Linked DNA regions of Homo sapiens: region 2 is linked to region 1. The links are chromatin contacts, found by Hi-C or POLR2A ChIA-PET in ENCODE. All regions are on one chromosome and are shown on one strand. The core of a region is the stretch at or near the end of the contact, and the rest is flanking DNA. Distances in the headings are between cores, read along the strand shown. Region 1 has its middle 140 kb from the start of LINC01235. Region 2 has its middle 220 kb from the start of LINC01235.

The links. A loop is a pair of places that touch in the nucleus more often than their neighbours do. ChIA-PET counts read pairs that join two places held with the same protein, here RNA polymerase II (POLR2A). Pooled maps may share reads with other maps.
Region 2: a loop to region 1 is called in a pooled map, with 2.1 times the contacts of the local background. The contact joins two enhancer-like sites. A Hi-C loop is called at or near these places in 4 of 168 maps with a recorded cell type or tissue (aorta, endothelial cell of hepatic sinusoid and heart left ventricle) and 3 of 50 pooled maps. POLR2A ChIA-PET finds 5 or more read pairs at or near these places in 2 of 52 experiments (HEK293 and naive thymus-derived CD4-positive, alpha-beta T cell).

Annotation. Positions count from the first base shown.
Region 1 is chr9:13,565,693-13,573,066 of GRCh38, reverse strand. No RefSeq gene overlaps it. Among named protein-coding and RNA genes, the nearest start is that of LINC01235, 140 kb to the right of the region's middle. Within about 2 kb of position 3,671, at least 9 of the 41 ENCODE cell types and tissues checked have a DNase peak (open chromatin) inside an H3K27ac peak, as active enhancers do.
Region 2 is chr9:13,647,606-13,655,108 of GRCh38, reverse strand. No RefSeq gene overlaps it. Among named protein-coding and RNA genes, the nearest start is that of LINC01235, 220 kb to the right of the region's middle. Within about 2 kb of position 2,713, at least 2 of the 41 ENCODE cell types and tissues checked have a DNase peak (open chromatin) inside an H3K27ac peak, as active enhancers do.

The DNA of each region.
Region 1 (7,374 bases), core at 2,422-4,921:
AAAACCAAACATTGTATGTTCTCACTCATAAGTGGGAGCTAAGCTATGAGGACACAAAGGCATAAGAATGATATAATGGACTTTGGGGACTCGGTGGAAAGCATGGGGGGGTGGTGAGGGATAAAAGATTACACATTGGGTATAGTGTACACTGCATGGGTGATGGGTGCATCAAAATCTCAGAAATCACCACTAAAGAAATTAGTCAAACACCACCTGTTACCCCAAAACCTATTGAAATAAAAAATAAATTTTAAAAAAAGGACTCAATGTTAGGACTTTGTATTAATCTTATTCCTGATTCTGTTTCAGGTACCTACCATTAGTTTATCTTTGTATTTCCCAGCTACCTCTTTCATATGCTAATTTGTTGTATTTATGTGTCATATAACCTTCCTTAAATCCTTCTTTTGAATTAAAGTGGGATACGAATACCTATAAAATATTTATAAATGTATTCAATTATTCAATGTTGAGCTAGGAACCACTACACATCAGATCTGAATACAATGTGTTGCCCTAAATTCCTTCAGCTTGAAGAAGTTCAAAATCAATAGAAGTTAAGATAGATAAAATATGAGAAATGAGGGAGAGGGTGGTGTCAAAGCTCATTCAACTGTTTGGATGGAGCCACTCTGAATTAGGGAAAAGAGGAAGAAGGCCAGATTTGGTAAGGCATTGCCAACACAATTCTAATGTAAATAATAATTATTATAACTGGCAATCATATAGCCTTGTGTGGTTTACAAAGCAGTAACACAAATAATAGTTATAATAATGAACATTTGTATAGTGATCTAAAGTTAATAAAGATTAATTTGTTCCTTACAACAAGCCTGTGAATTGGCAAGAGTCAATATAATTTCATTCCCATTTTGCAGATGAGAAACCCAAGTTTCAGAGAGGCTAAAGGACTTTGAAAAATCATTTGAAGGACATTTTAGGTGTGGAAGTTCTGATATGCTATGCTATGGCCCATCGCCTATTATACTCCTTCTTCTAGTATTGGAAACACATCAGAGCTACAGTGAGGAATACAGGGTAATATAGCTCTTTGGCTTTGTGAAATAAGCAAACAACTGTGAAAGTCAGCAGTATTACCAAAAGTCTTCCACATTACTTGGAAGACTTCGCATTACTTGTGAAATGCTTGTAACAGTTACCCCCAGCTCTAGCTCCAGCTCTAGCTTCCTGGGTTTCTTCAATGTAACATGGCTCCATCCAGCAGAAGGGGGAAACCCCTGAATGTTTAGCTGGATCCTTAATTTCAAAAGCATCTTAGACATTAAGTTGTTTTTGTTTTGTTTTGTTTTTTTCTTGAGACAGGGTCTCTCTGTCACCCAGGCTGGAGTGCAGTGGCACGATCTTGGCTCACTACAGCCTTGACCTCCCAGGCTCAAGTCATTCTCCTGCCTCAGCCCCCCAAGTAGCTGGGACTACAGGTGCATGCCACCATAACTAGCTAAGTTTTTTGCATTTTTGGTAGAGACAAGGTCTTGCCATGCTGCCCAGTCTGGTCTCAAACTCCTGAGCTCTAGCAATCCACCCGCCTTGGCCTCCCAAAGTACTGGGATTACAGACGTGACCCACCGCGCCCAGCCAGATGAAGTATTAAAATGACATTTCTGACACAATTTACCTATGTTTGAAAAACATATAAGCAGCATGTGATAGCTATTAATTAAATATTGATTTATTAACACACAGGTCTCATAGAGAATAGCAATTCATGGATGAACAAGCCTTGGAAATAGTGTCAGACTTCTAGTTAGGTACCATGAGCAACTTATAACTTGCATCATGCTTGTGTTCAAATAGAAAGGAGTAACTTTCAGTTCAGTCTTGTGTACCTTACAGTGGATAACTAGAAAAGAGGAGAATGAACTCAGAGAAAAGACAGGGTTGGGTTGGGCACAGTGGCTCACGACCTAGCACTTTGGGAGGTCGAGGCTGAGATCAGGAGTTCAAGACCAGCCTGGCCAACATGGTGAAACCCTGTCTCTAGTAAAAACAAACAAACACACAAAAAGACAAAATCAAAATTAGCCAGGTGTGGTGGCTCGTGCCTGTAATCCCAGCTACTTGGGAGGCTGAGGCAAGAAAACCACTTGAACTCAGAGGTGGAGGTTGCAGTGAGCTGAGATCTTGCCACTGCACTCCAGCCTGCGTGACAGAGTAAGACTGTGTCTCAAAAAAATAAAAATAAAAGACAGGGTTGAGTCTAAAAACATGACATAATAACACTGGCAGTGTACAGTCTGTTTCTGGGAATGAATTTCCTGATTTTTCTATCTCATTCACATGGCTGGCCCAAATGCTGACTGTGAACCCTGAGAAGCCTAACTGGACATTTGTCATAAACTCCAAGTACACAGACATTCTTGTATAAGATCATGGTTATTGCAAGACGACTGGTACAATTAAAGCACTTCTGTAATTCTACGTGGGAACCTGCTGTGTCTAGTATTATAAGACAGGTTTTGGACTCCAGATTTGAGAAGTAGATGACTAAGAAATACTGGCAAGTGCTAATTCCTGTCCCTGGATAAAAAAAGACCATAAAGGCCCCAGATAAAATATGATGCTGGCTTATTTTTCAGACACATTTTCTGGAAATTTGTGATCTCCACCAATCTTAAAAAAAAAAAGAAGAAGAAAAAGTAATGTCCATTTCTGGATCCTTGGGCCAGGCTCCCTTAGTCAGTTCTCTATTTTTCTTACCACCCAGATACTAAAACATTTGGCATACGTGGGATCATAGTGTTTCAGAGCTGGAAGGGAAGCTCTCCCACCCTGGTTTTATCTGTAGGCTGGATAAAGGTTTGGGATTTAGCAATAGGCTTTGCTAACTCAGCTTGTAAAAATCACATCCTTTATCAACTCCCCAGATGGTTTAGATCATTAAAAACACAACAAAACAAAACAAAAGCCCTTCAGAGTGTACACTGTGAAGATATTCTCTAATTTCCAAGAAAAATAAATATATGTCGAATTTCTCACAGATTTCTCACACTCTCTCAGTATACAGCCAGAATTGTTGTGGTGAATGGAGAACTTAAAAGCATCGTTTTTGAAACTGCAAAGCCTTGTGCTGAATACTTAACTTCCAACAGCCCCTTTGCCTTTCCAGCTTGTCCATCAGTCCCCAATTCCAAGTCAGTATTTATCTATTGGAGCTTAGCTTAAACTGAAAAGTGGATGTCTTTATTCAATAAATTTGGGGCAACTGGCTCTCAATAAGCAACAAAAACAAAAAGGCTATTTCAAGTCAAAGAGACCTCAAGAAACTATCCCACCATCTGCTGGGGAGAGAGAAATGAGCCTGTGGGCCAATAGCTCTTTATTGAACAGAAGAAATAGTATTGTCATCTAAATTTTCTGCAACACTCTTTGGATCAAAATATTATAATCACAGCAAATAGATGCAGCAAATAGATGTGGCCACACTTAATGGATACTCAAAGGGCCAAACCACTGCTCACTTTGGATCATTTACTGTCATTTGGAAGTAAAACTGGGGGGCCGAGGGGGCTGGGGCTGGAGGGAGAAAGGGAGACCTTACGTTAAGCTGGCATGCACCAGTGGATAAATGGCTGGCATTTGCAGAGCTGCATTGCAGGGGAGCTTTTAGCGGTTTGCCACTGCCAGCTGATGTCTCTGTGAACATCAGTGCCAAGAAGCCAAAAATGAAAGCAGGTGCAGGGGCAGAGGAACTGAATGTTGAGGGCGAAGGGGAGGGGGATTCAGCAACAGAACTTCTGTTGTTAAAAATTGGTTGCCTTCATTAAAACCTAAACAATGCCTCACTTTAAACTCTGCATAACATTTTTAGCCCTGCTAGAGTCCTGCACACACACTTAAGACAAGCCTCTTACATTTATGCACTAGACTAAGAGACTCTTTTTTGTTTGTCTCTCTCCAAAGCTGTGGATTGTCTGCTAGACGGCTGAACTCCGATTAGAGCAGCTTTCCTTCCGAAGCCAGGAGCATCTGCTTCTGAAAGTGCCCCTTTGCTCCCGTCTCTCCCAGAGTGCCCCCTCTTCAGAAAGTCCCACTTCGACACAACCAGGGCCTGGGAACAGGGAATATTCCTGAACTCGGCGTGTCTTCGCCAAGCAGTGTCGCCAGTTCAGCTCTCTGAAATGCTGCTTTCCGATGAGAAAACAGACGGGACTCAGTGTCGCCGGCGATTTACATTTCCCTCAAAAGCTCTATGTTCCTGCAACATTGTTCCCCGAGCCCACCGTAAGTGACAGCAGGAAAAAAAAACAATGGGAGTAAGCGAAGAATAAAGGTAAAGGTTCAAGACCAACAGAGAGAAGGAACTAAGGCTTGCCACGGGGCACATTAAAAATGAAGAATAAAACAGAAAGACATCTGCCCCCTCTGCTGCCCAGCACGGCTGAGCCATTTCCAGCAGTGACTTCATCAGTGACCAGCCCAAACTGGAGAATGTGAAAGTCATCTTTCATAGAGATAGGACAAAAATACTGATCACACACAGCCTTCTCACAACTGTGATGGAGGAAGAACAAACCCCAATGAGAGGAAACTGCAGGCAATCCATGTGCTTGGTTGAAAATACAGTTTGCTTTGTGTTTTCTAATGGACATTACTGCAATGAGGGAAATAGCATGTTTGTTTTTACAGGCTTTTAGAAAATACAGAAATGACAAAGTTCATCTACAAGCCAGATGCTCGGCACAAACCAGAAAGAGCTCAATCTACTAAAACTAGGATGCCACAACTTTGGGGTCAAAAATTGTAATTATAATTTAGCATGGATATGTATGGTGACTGTTGGGAATGGTAGTGAGAATTAGGTTTTTTTTTTCCTATGGCCTTACACTTGGGAATAGTTTATAGTGAATCTTCATATCTTCTACCACAAAGTATTACTGTTTTGTCCGTAGTAAGTTTGGTTATAATGAACTTTTAAAACCCAGAAGAAAGTTTAAAAACTCAAACCAGAAACACAAACAGGATCAGATGCCAAAAGCGTGAGTGGACAGAAATGAACTTAGTTCATAAAGCAAGTAAAGTCTAACTTTTAGTCTGAATGAAATATTGAGTTTGGACAACGGGATACTGCAAAACTGAGAAATCTGAGAGAAGTGGAATGCTCTAATAGGAAAAAACAAAAAACTGGCCAAGACTAGGAGAAGGCATTCCAAAAAAAGAAGCAGAGATGGCTAATAATATAAAACAACGCTCAATCTCAGGATTAAAAAAACAAAAATGTAGAAGTGAAAGAATGCTCACCTACAAAATGCATATCTGAAAAACATTCTCAATATTGTTAAGGATTTGAGGGAAATGAACTCAAATCTTAAAAGGAAATTGAAAAAACGTGCACAAAAATCCTTAAACATTATGACTGATAGAAAGTTATCTTGGCCAAATACTAAAACAAGTAATATATTTACATACAAAAGAGTTCACTGTGTGGTTTTAAATATCACACAGTGATATTTAAATATTAAAAATAGAAATATAATTATTAAAATATAAGAAAATGGCTAAGAAAATTATGGTATATACATAAATCATGTTTTAGAAAAATATTCACTGACATGGGAAAGGGCTTGTAACATGCTTGCTTAATGAAAAAAATAGGTTGTAAAACAGTATAGTTAATACAGGGTGATCTTAATTATGTGTGAAGCATCTACGTGAAAATGTTAACAGCAGTTGTTATAAGCCCTAGGATTACAGGTGATTTTTTCTTAATTTTCCCCCTTTATTCCTTCTTTATTTTTTCAAAATTTTCAAAATGAAAATTTATGTATTTTGAAATTTTATTGTAGAGTATTATATTAAAAAGTACACACATGGGGCAGGGCGCGGTGGCTCACGCCTGTAATCCCAGCACTTTGGGAGGCCGAGGAGGGCGGATCACGAGATCAGAAGATTGAGACCACCCTGGCTAACACAGTGAAACCCTGTCTCTACTAAAAATACAAAAAATTAGCCGGGCATGGTGACGGGCGCCTGTATTCCCAGCTACTCGGGAGTCTGAGGCAGGAGAATGGTGTGAACCCGGGAGGCGAAGGTTGCAGTGAGCTGAGATCTCACCACCGCACTCCAGCCTGGTGACAGAGCGAGACTCTGTCTCAGAAAAAAGAGGATAGAGAGAGAGAGCCTTCTCCCTCTATCACAGTTGTGAGAAGGCTGTGTATGATCGGTATTTTTGTCCTATCTCTATGAACATATGAAAATATATCTCCACAAACTTAAGAAACGTCCCTGTAACCAGCATCCACATCGAGAAACAGAACACCACTAGTTCCCGGAACATCAATCCTGCCCCTTCCAGTTCTCTTATCTCTCCTACAAGATAAACTCTCTCCTGACTTGTAACACCACAGATGAGATTTGCCTTTTGTGTATTTTAAATGAAGGAATCATACAGCATATAATCTTTTGTGCTTGACTTTTTAGATTCAATATTGAAAATATATTAGTTAAGCTAGGGACTGGAATGTAGTTAAGACATTCACACAAGGCAGTTTGTTGTCTGGGGGCTTCTCCTAGTGACTCCAGGCCCCATTCCTGTCCACCTGCCAGCTGTGTACTCTGAATCCAGTATTCGGATGTTCCAAATGTTCCCTGAACTCTAATATCATGTGTATTATCCATTAGGAAATTAATCCTCACCTGCTAACCTATTATTTGCTGTTGCATCAAACTTTTAGTTATCTCCTCCATGTTTAATTTGCCATGTCTTGTTTGTATCTAAGAGTCACTAGATGCCTATCATGTGCCAGGTATACTATCTCTATGTGGTAATAATATTATCCCCACTTTGTAGGTCAGAGAAAGTAAACTTGGAGAAGGTCAGCGATTTCCCCTAGGTTATAAAGTTAGAATTTGATAGAACCCCAACCTGCACCCAGGTCCTTGGACAAGGCATCAAATGGTCCTCCATGGTGCCCAATTTCCTCATTGTCCATAGTTGATCCTCACTAGATTAGAAGGTTCTAGAGAATAAAAAGCATGAGTTTACCTTTCTTTGGATTTCCTCTCTAGCCCAGGGTTTAGAACTTAATAAATATAGTAAGTAGGGTGATTGTTTAGTTAATTGCTCTAGTACCACAGCACTCTTAATCTTTTTCTTGGAGGAAACAGTATTACACTGCTCTATATTGTTGGCCACCATCAAGGCCTGTGATTCTGATTCTAATCACCTCTAAAGAAAATGGGTTTAATAACTAGCCATGGCCAGGAAATGTAAGTAGAAAAACGGATAAGGTGAACCAAACGCAGCGGTATAGCTAGTGCATTTGATATGGAGAGTGGATTATGTTTTAAACATTGTCTTTGTTTTTACAGCAAAATTGTATGATGTAATAATTCTAAAATAAATGAAGATAG
Region 2 (7,503 bases), core at 1,464-3,963, 83 kb before region 1:
GCCAATATAAAAGACAAAAGTGATATTAATAGTGGCTTTTCTTTTTTTTTCTGGTTACCAGCAAAGTTGAGATATTTACTTACTGTTTATATTCCTTTATTCTCAACTGTCTGTTTTTATCATTTGCCTGCCTTACATTGTTGTTTTTTCTTTTTACTGATTTGTGAGAAATATTATATGGCCTTGATATTTCTTCATTTTCCATTAAATGTTCCAGTATGTTTTTCTGGTTGTTACTTTATTCGAATCAGTGAATGTAGTCTTTTCTTTCATAAAGAAGATCACAATTTTATTGATGATCTATATAAATAGGTCTAGATTTAGATAGATTATAGTTCCTGCACATTTCTTGTTCAGTCACTTCTAATTTTTTATTATTTGTGGCTATAGTAAGTAAGATCCTTTAGGCCCCCACAATTCCACATCCATGAAGCAGTGTGAGGAAGCTGGCAAGACTTGAAGAAGGAGCTTCCAAAACCTCTCCAGATGTGGCCGAGGATAAGATAAAATGAATGGGCTGGGTGCAGTGGCTTACACCTGTAATCCCAGCACTTTGAGAGGCCAAGGCAGACCGATCACAAGGTCAGGAGATCAAGACCTTCTGGCCAACATGGTGAAACCCTGTCTCTACTAAAATACAAAAAATTAGGTGGGTATGGTGGTGGGCGCCTGTAGTCCCAGGTACTCGGGAGGCTGAGGGAGGGGAATTGCTTGAACCCGGGAGGTGAAGGCTGCAGTGAGCCAAGATTGCACCATTGCACTCCAGCCTGGTAACAGAGAGAGACTCCATTGCAAAAAAAAAAAAAAAAAGATAAAATGAATGACATCAGTGAAGGTAGGACAAAAGAGACAATTCCATCAGGTAAATCAAGTACTCATGATAGAACATTTCCCACCTCCAGGGTAGAGTACCCTTGCAATAACTATCTAATGGGATTTCAGAATTGCTTTAAACAAGTGAATGTAGAACTCTTTCTTTCCTTTTTGAATTTCTTTCCTTTTCTGAAGTTGCATATCAGCAGTATGGGAGACAGATAACTTTTCATTTTGCTTCACAGGTTTGTAGACCACAAGGAACCACATATAGAAGTTCAGCTCAGTGTTGTGATTGGATAGAACTTAGGAAGGGAGTAAGTATAATTTGCTGGCAGAAGAAAAAGTCAATGATATATTTGTGACCAGAAGAGTTGATTGTGATAGCTGTTAGAAAATAGAGTTTCACAGCAGTTTGTTCTCTCAGTTTGAGCACAAAGTAAGACTGTTCTCCATCTCGATATCAGGCCTGGCTCTGTGATGCTTAAGCAAATGCAATGTGCATATAAGTGATGCAAGTTATTTCTGAGTGGAAACTCTAAGAGTCAATGCTTAGTTTTCCATGCTCTCTTCCTCTGATTTGACAGTCACAGAAGGAAAAGACAAAGCTCCATCAGCCTGAGTCCTTCGGAGACAAAGATAAGTAGAGCCGTAAAGCTTACTTATGACAGACATAGAATTTAAGCAAGAACTACACTTATTTGTTGTAAGCCACTAATATTTAAGAATTGTTTGTTGCCTCATATAATACAGCTTATTATATCTTTATTCTTGTACTTAACAATGTTCAGAAATATTCTCATCGTCTGTGTCTTCAGAGGTCTCTTTTCCACGTCTGGTTCAAATTTTTCATGCCCTATATATTGTTTTTCCTTAGTCTTTAACTGAAAATAAAAAGTCTATATAAATCTGTTTTTTGCCCATAGATATTGTGTATTGATTACCCCCAGTGCCCTCCACGTAACACATCTACATAAATAGGATCACGTTCTCATCCTGAGATCAGGAAATGTGTTCACTGTCTGTATTGAGATGGCATGTATTCGATGAGTATGTCTTTCAGTACTGAAGTGGAAATTTAATGCCACTGCCCAATTCTCTCACTGTAACAGCAAAATAACTATGCTTTTTAAAAATCTCAACTCCCTCTGTAGTTCTTCTACTGACCAAAACACACACAAAAAAACCCCAAAACACTAAAGTACTGCTTCTACAAATTTTGCTGCTTTAGGGCCCACTTACAAAATTTATAGCTAAGTGTCATCATGTATAAAATAAAGTAACATTGACCTTGCAGGTGGGAAGATAATGTGCGTGACATGATGCCAATGTCACTGGTTCAGTTCATTATTATTATTTGTTCAAGGTGTGTTATATTCACAATTTCTATAATCCTGTTTATTTTTCTTGTTTACTGAGGCAAAGTTGTTTTACTACACTTTCTTGGAGTTTTTCCTCTTTGTTGCAAGGGTATCACGATGATTCTGGTAGTAAAATTATTAAAGCGTAAAATTCTATAGTTCAGTCGTCTTCAATCAATCTTCTTGTTGCCTTAATAACTATCTGAATAAAATAGCTCTCGAGATACTATTTTAGAAAAATGTCTTCACTATCTGGACTCACTAAACTTTTACATCGAGATTCTGGGATCTAGAATGAATATAGCAGGTAGCTGCCTCCATTGAGAATTGAGCCTTAACACGGTTTATTTCTGTCTGGGTTCATTACATACTACACAAGGACATCCAAGGAAATGTCAAATGAGATCTTTTAGTTTTCATTGGGATAAAATTAGACTGGGTATCATGAGCCAGAAGAGTGCGATTGAGGGCCTTGGGCACAGGCTTCATAATGTGGCTATGCCCACAGACTTATCCACAGAGCGTTTACTCCTGGGATTCTCAAACCTGCTGCCAAGTTTACCACTCAATTCCTGTCTCTCTATGTGACTTTCTGCTTATCCTGGCTTTACTTCTAGTTGCTTTTTTTTTTTTTTTTTTTTTTTTTTTTTTTACACTCAGCTGGTTATCATGGTGCTCCTGCACTCCAACTTCCCCAATAATCTGATTCCCTGGCTTCTACTCATAGCTCCTCTATGAGAATACAGCCTTAATTTGACACTAATCATGAACTCATTCACTGGTTTCCTCCCTGAAAGAAAGGCCCTTTTCCCAGGCAGCCATAACCAGAGTCTTAACCGAGCTAACTTTTCTCTGTTGGATATTAACTGCTAGAGCCTCTCTTTTTACTGTCTCTCTGCTTCAACCGTAATTATGCTCACTTCCATTCCTATTCAAATTAACTCTTTGGATCCTGTTAACTCCTTAAGAGATTGTTTACCATTTGACCTTTTATTATTTCTTTTAAAATTCAGTCTGAGTTAGGATAACATTGATTTTTTTTCTCAAGACTTTAGCAAGAAAAATCTTACCAGTTAGTTCTTCTTGGATCGTTTGTTCCTCGTAGAGACTCTTCCCCACATCACACACTTAACCAGGGGAGCCCTGACACTGTCATCGTGAAGTGTGACCCCTGATAGCTCAGCTCGGGGTTTCTCAACCTTACCGCTATTGTCAGCACTTGGGGCTGCATAATTCTTTGCTGTGGGAGGCTGTCTCATACACGGCAAAATATTTAACAGCGTCCCTGGCTGGACTGACCAACTGGATATCAGTGGCGACTCCTGTCCTCAAGTCTTGACAATTAAAACAAAAAGATTCCCAGGAAAGATGGCTAAATGGGAACAGCTCCAGTCTGCAGCTCCCAGTGAGATCAACGCAGAAGGCAGGTGATGTCTGCATTTCCAACTGAGGTAGCCAGTTCATCTCACTGGGACTAGTTAGACAGTGGGTGCAGCCCACGGAGGGGGAGCTGAAGCAGGGTGGGGTGTCGCCTCACCAGGGAAGCAGAAGGGGTCGGGAAACTCCCTCCCCTAGCCAAGGGAAGCCGTGAGGGACCGTGCCATGAGGTATGGAGCTATCCGGGCCAGATACTATGCTTTTCCAATGGCCTTCATTAAAAAGTTAGGAAACGATAGATGCCGGAGAGGATGTGCAGAAATAGGAACACTTTTACACTGTTGGTGGGCGTGTAAATTAGTTCAACCACTGTAGAAGACAGTGGGGGTTCCTCAAGGATCTAGAACTAGAAATACCATTTGACCCAACAATCCCATTACTCGGTATATACCCAAAGGATTATAAATCATTCTACTATAAAGACACATGCACACCTATGTTTACTGCAGCACTATTCACAATAGCAAGACTTGGAACCAACCCAAATGCCCATTAATGTTAGACTGAATAAAGAAAAATGTGGCACATATACACCATGGAATACTATGTAGCCATAAAAAAGGATGAGTTCATGTCCTTTGCAGGGACATGGATGAAGCTGAAAACCATCATTCTCAGCAAACTAACACAGGAACAGAAAACCAAACACCACATGTTCTCACTCATAAGTGGCAGTTGAACATTGAGAACATATGGACACACGGAGAGGAACATCACATGCTGGAGCCTGTCAAGGGGGTGGGAGGCAAGGGGAGGGATAGCATTAGGAGAAATACCTAATGTGGATGACAGGTTGAAGGGTACAGCAAACCACCATGGCACATGTATACCTATGTAACAAACCTGCACATTCTGTACATGTGTCCCAGAACTTAAAGTATAGACATAAAAAAAAAACCCCAACTCTCCAGACGTTGCCAAATGATGTCCCCAAGTGGCAAAATTACTTCCAGTTGAAAACCATTGTAGCTGATGAACTCCATTCCATACACCTAGAGAATATGTTTTAGGTGAAACTTTTAAAATCCTGAAAGATTTTAGGAAATCCTTTATCAGCTCTCCTCATTCTCTGAGGACCATAAGAAGCTTCCAGTCACCAAATTGGATACAGGATTTCTCTGCATGTGCTTAGAAATGGACAGGCTGAGATTTAAATGCTATTACATGTATCTGCAAGGAGCAACTTTCCCTAATCTTCAGCAGTTGTAGGTTTCACCATGTATTCCCTCCTACTTCACCAATTCTGCTACATTTTCTAATTCGAGAGTTGTATTTGACTGTTGGAAAATGGTTGTAATCATGAAATAAACTCTACCATATGTTTTCTTTATTATGAAATATAGATCCTTGTCTGTTTTTAAAGCATCTTCTCAGATGAATTGATTGCAAACACATGTCAAATTTTGATTTCAAACTAACCTGCCTTCAATAGAGATGGGTTAGACTTCTCTTTGGGTGGATATTATAGAAAACTGCAGGTGAACAGACAATATTATTAGCTAAAGGTAAGAAGGAAATGTCTAGTTAAAAATCATTTGGCTCATTAAATATGGATAATTAGCAGGATAGGTAAAATCTAGCTTCCTAACAACCCCCACCCTTTTGGAAAAAAAAAAAAAAAAACTCAAACTCATCAAAATCTATCAGAAATGCTAGATACTTTTCAGAAGAGTCTGGTAATAACATCATAAACCAAAAATATGCTTTTGATATCATTTTCTAAGGTTTGAAAAATATTTTTTTTCACACTGAACATGAACAACTTTTAAGACATGAGCGAATACAGGAGATAAGAGAGAAATAGGAGTGGAATATTCATAAGCAGGGCTCTGTCCCTTTTACCAAAAGCATACTTCTATAACATAATAGTTCCTAAACTTCCTTACTTAACCTGAGATCTACCTCTTCCCCTTCTTGCGCACCTTCTTTAGACATACATAATGGGATTTTCTATTCACCTTTTTGGGAATCTCCACCTAAAGAATTTTTCAGGATTTCTCCATCTCCCTACATCAATACATTCCTCTAAGTCTGACATGTTGATAATAAGCAGCAGAGTCTATCTGGGGCTTTGGTATACACAGTGCAGTTTCCTTCTCTTGGGGCCTTCTCAATGGTTGGAGACAGATCAAAGTCTACTGAGTGTGGATCATTGTTCTCAGATGCACACAGGCACACACACATACACTTCTTGAACAATCCTTAACAACTATACCATATTTTTCTAATGGTCTTCAACAATATAACTACCATTATGCATTACAATGTTTTTTCTTTTCCACCTTCTTTTATTAAAATTGTACTCTCTAAGACTACTAGAAATAAGAATTAGGCACACTACTGAGTAATATACTCCTTCATAACTCCCCCATATGGTGCAAAAGCTTGGACATCAACACTTCCAGGGTTTAATTCAGTTCTTGGGCAAGGTAATAATTACAGTGTAAGGCCTGCGATTAAGGCCCAATATTATGTGCTGCCTCAACATCTGGGAGGAAGGAGGAGGAATTCAAATGGCCTAACTGCAAGTTCTGCTCTCCACTCTGTTCTCGTTGCTAACCTCCCCTAGCCAAACAGCCCTCTTTATCAGAAGGACTAGATGCAGTTCCTGATTAGCCCTGAGTAGTGAGTTTTGGTTCCCTGCCAATCCACAGAATGATTCAGTCAATCACAGCCTCCCGTGGCCCAGGGAGTACCTCAAACTCTTGATACTACAACACCTGCCTTTCACAGCCCCTACTTGTTCACTCCATTCCAGAGTGTGCCCCTGTGCCTCCCTACATTGGGGAGGTATATGCTCCTCCCCCAGGCTGTGAGTATATGTGACCAATAAACTCCTATTGATTTTATCTGTCCAGTGTCATGTATAGTTTCAGCCACCTCCACAACCCTAGGGCAGGAAACCCTCCATCACCAATGGAGTGAATAGGAGGCAATTAAAATGATGATGGTACTTATCTTTGTGTTAACAATAATGGAATAGGATGGTTGTTATTCTAGTAACATTTCAAAAAGCGAATGTAGTCTATGTGCAGTAAAATGTACAAATATTAAGTATATAGCACAATGAATTTTTGTTTGGTATTTCAATTCTACCTTGTTTTTCAAACACTCCTAAATTAATAATTTGTATTAGAGCTAACTTTTTCTTTACAGTAAATGCTTATTTATATCTATCTATCTCCTTGTTCTATATCACATTTTTCACTCCATTTCTTCCTTTTAGATTCCATTGTCTTCTTCCTGAAGCACATTCTTTAGTAGTTTTCTCATTGAGGGTCTATATGTGAAAAACTTTCTTAATCTGTTTCCTACAAATTATTTTACTTTACTTTTACTTTTGAATGACAGGGTAGCCAGTTAGAGAATTTTAGGCTGATATTTATTTTCTCCCAGCATTTTAAAGATTGTATTCCATTGTATTTTGGCCTCCATTGTTGTTGATAAATCTGTTTTTTGTCTAAATGATGTTACTTTGTAGATAATATGATTTTTTTTTCTTTTTCTGGATGCTGTTAAATTTTTTTTCTTTACGTTATACTACAAAATGTGCAGATACATAGATAGTATAAACATATCTATGCTTTTCTCGATTGATTTACATTTTTATTATAACTTATTGACAGTAAATTGCATATTTCAACTGAACAATTCAATGAAATCTTATATCTGTATATACCATTTTGTAACCACTACCCTAGTAAAGATATAGGACATTTTCATCACTCTGAGACGTTCACTCATGCAGCTTCCTTGTCAGTCATCTCCAGAGGTCACCAGTGATCTGATTTCTATCATGATAGTTTAGTTTTGCTTGTTTTTGAACTTCACATAGATGGAATCCTACAGTATTTATACTAATGAGTAGCATATTACTGTTAACTTTTGAAAA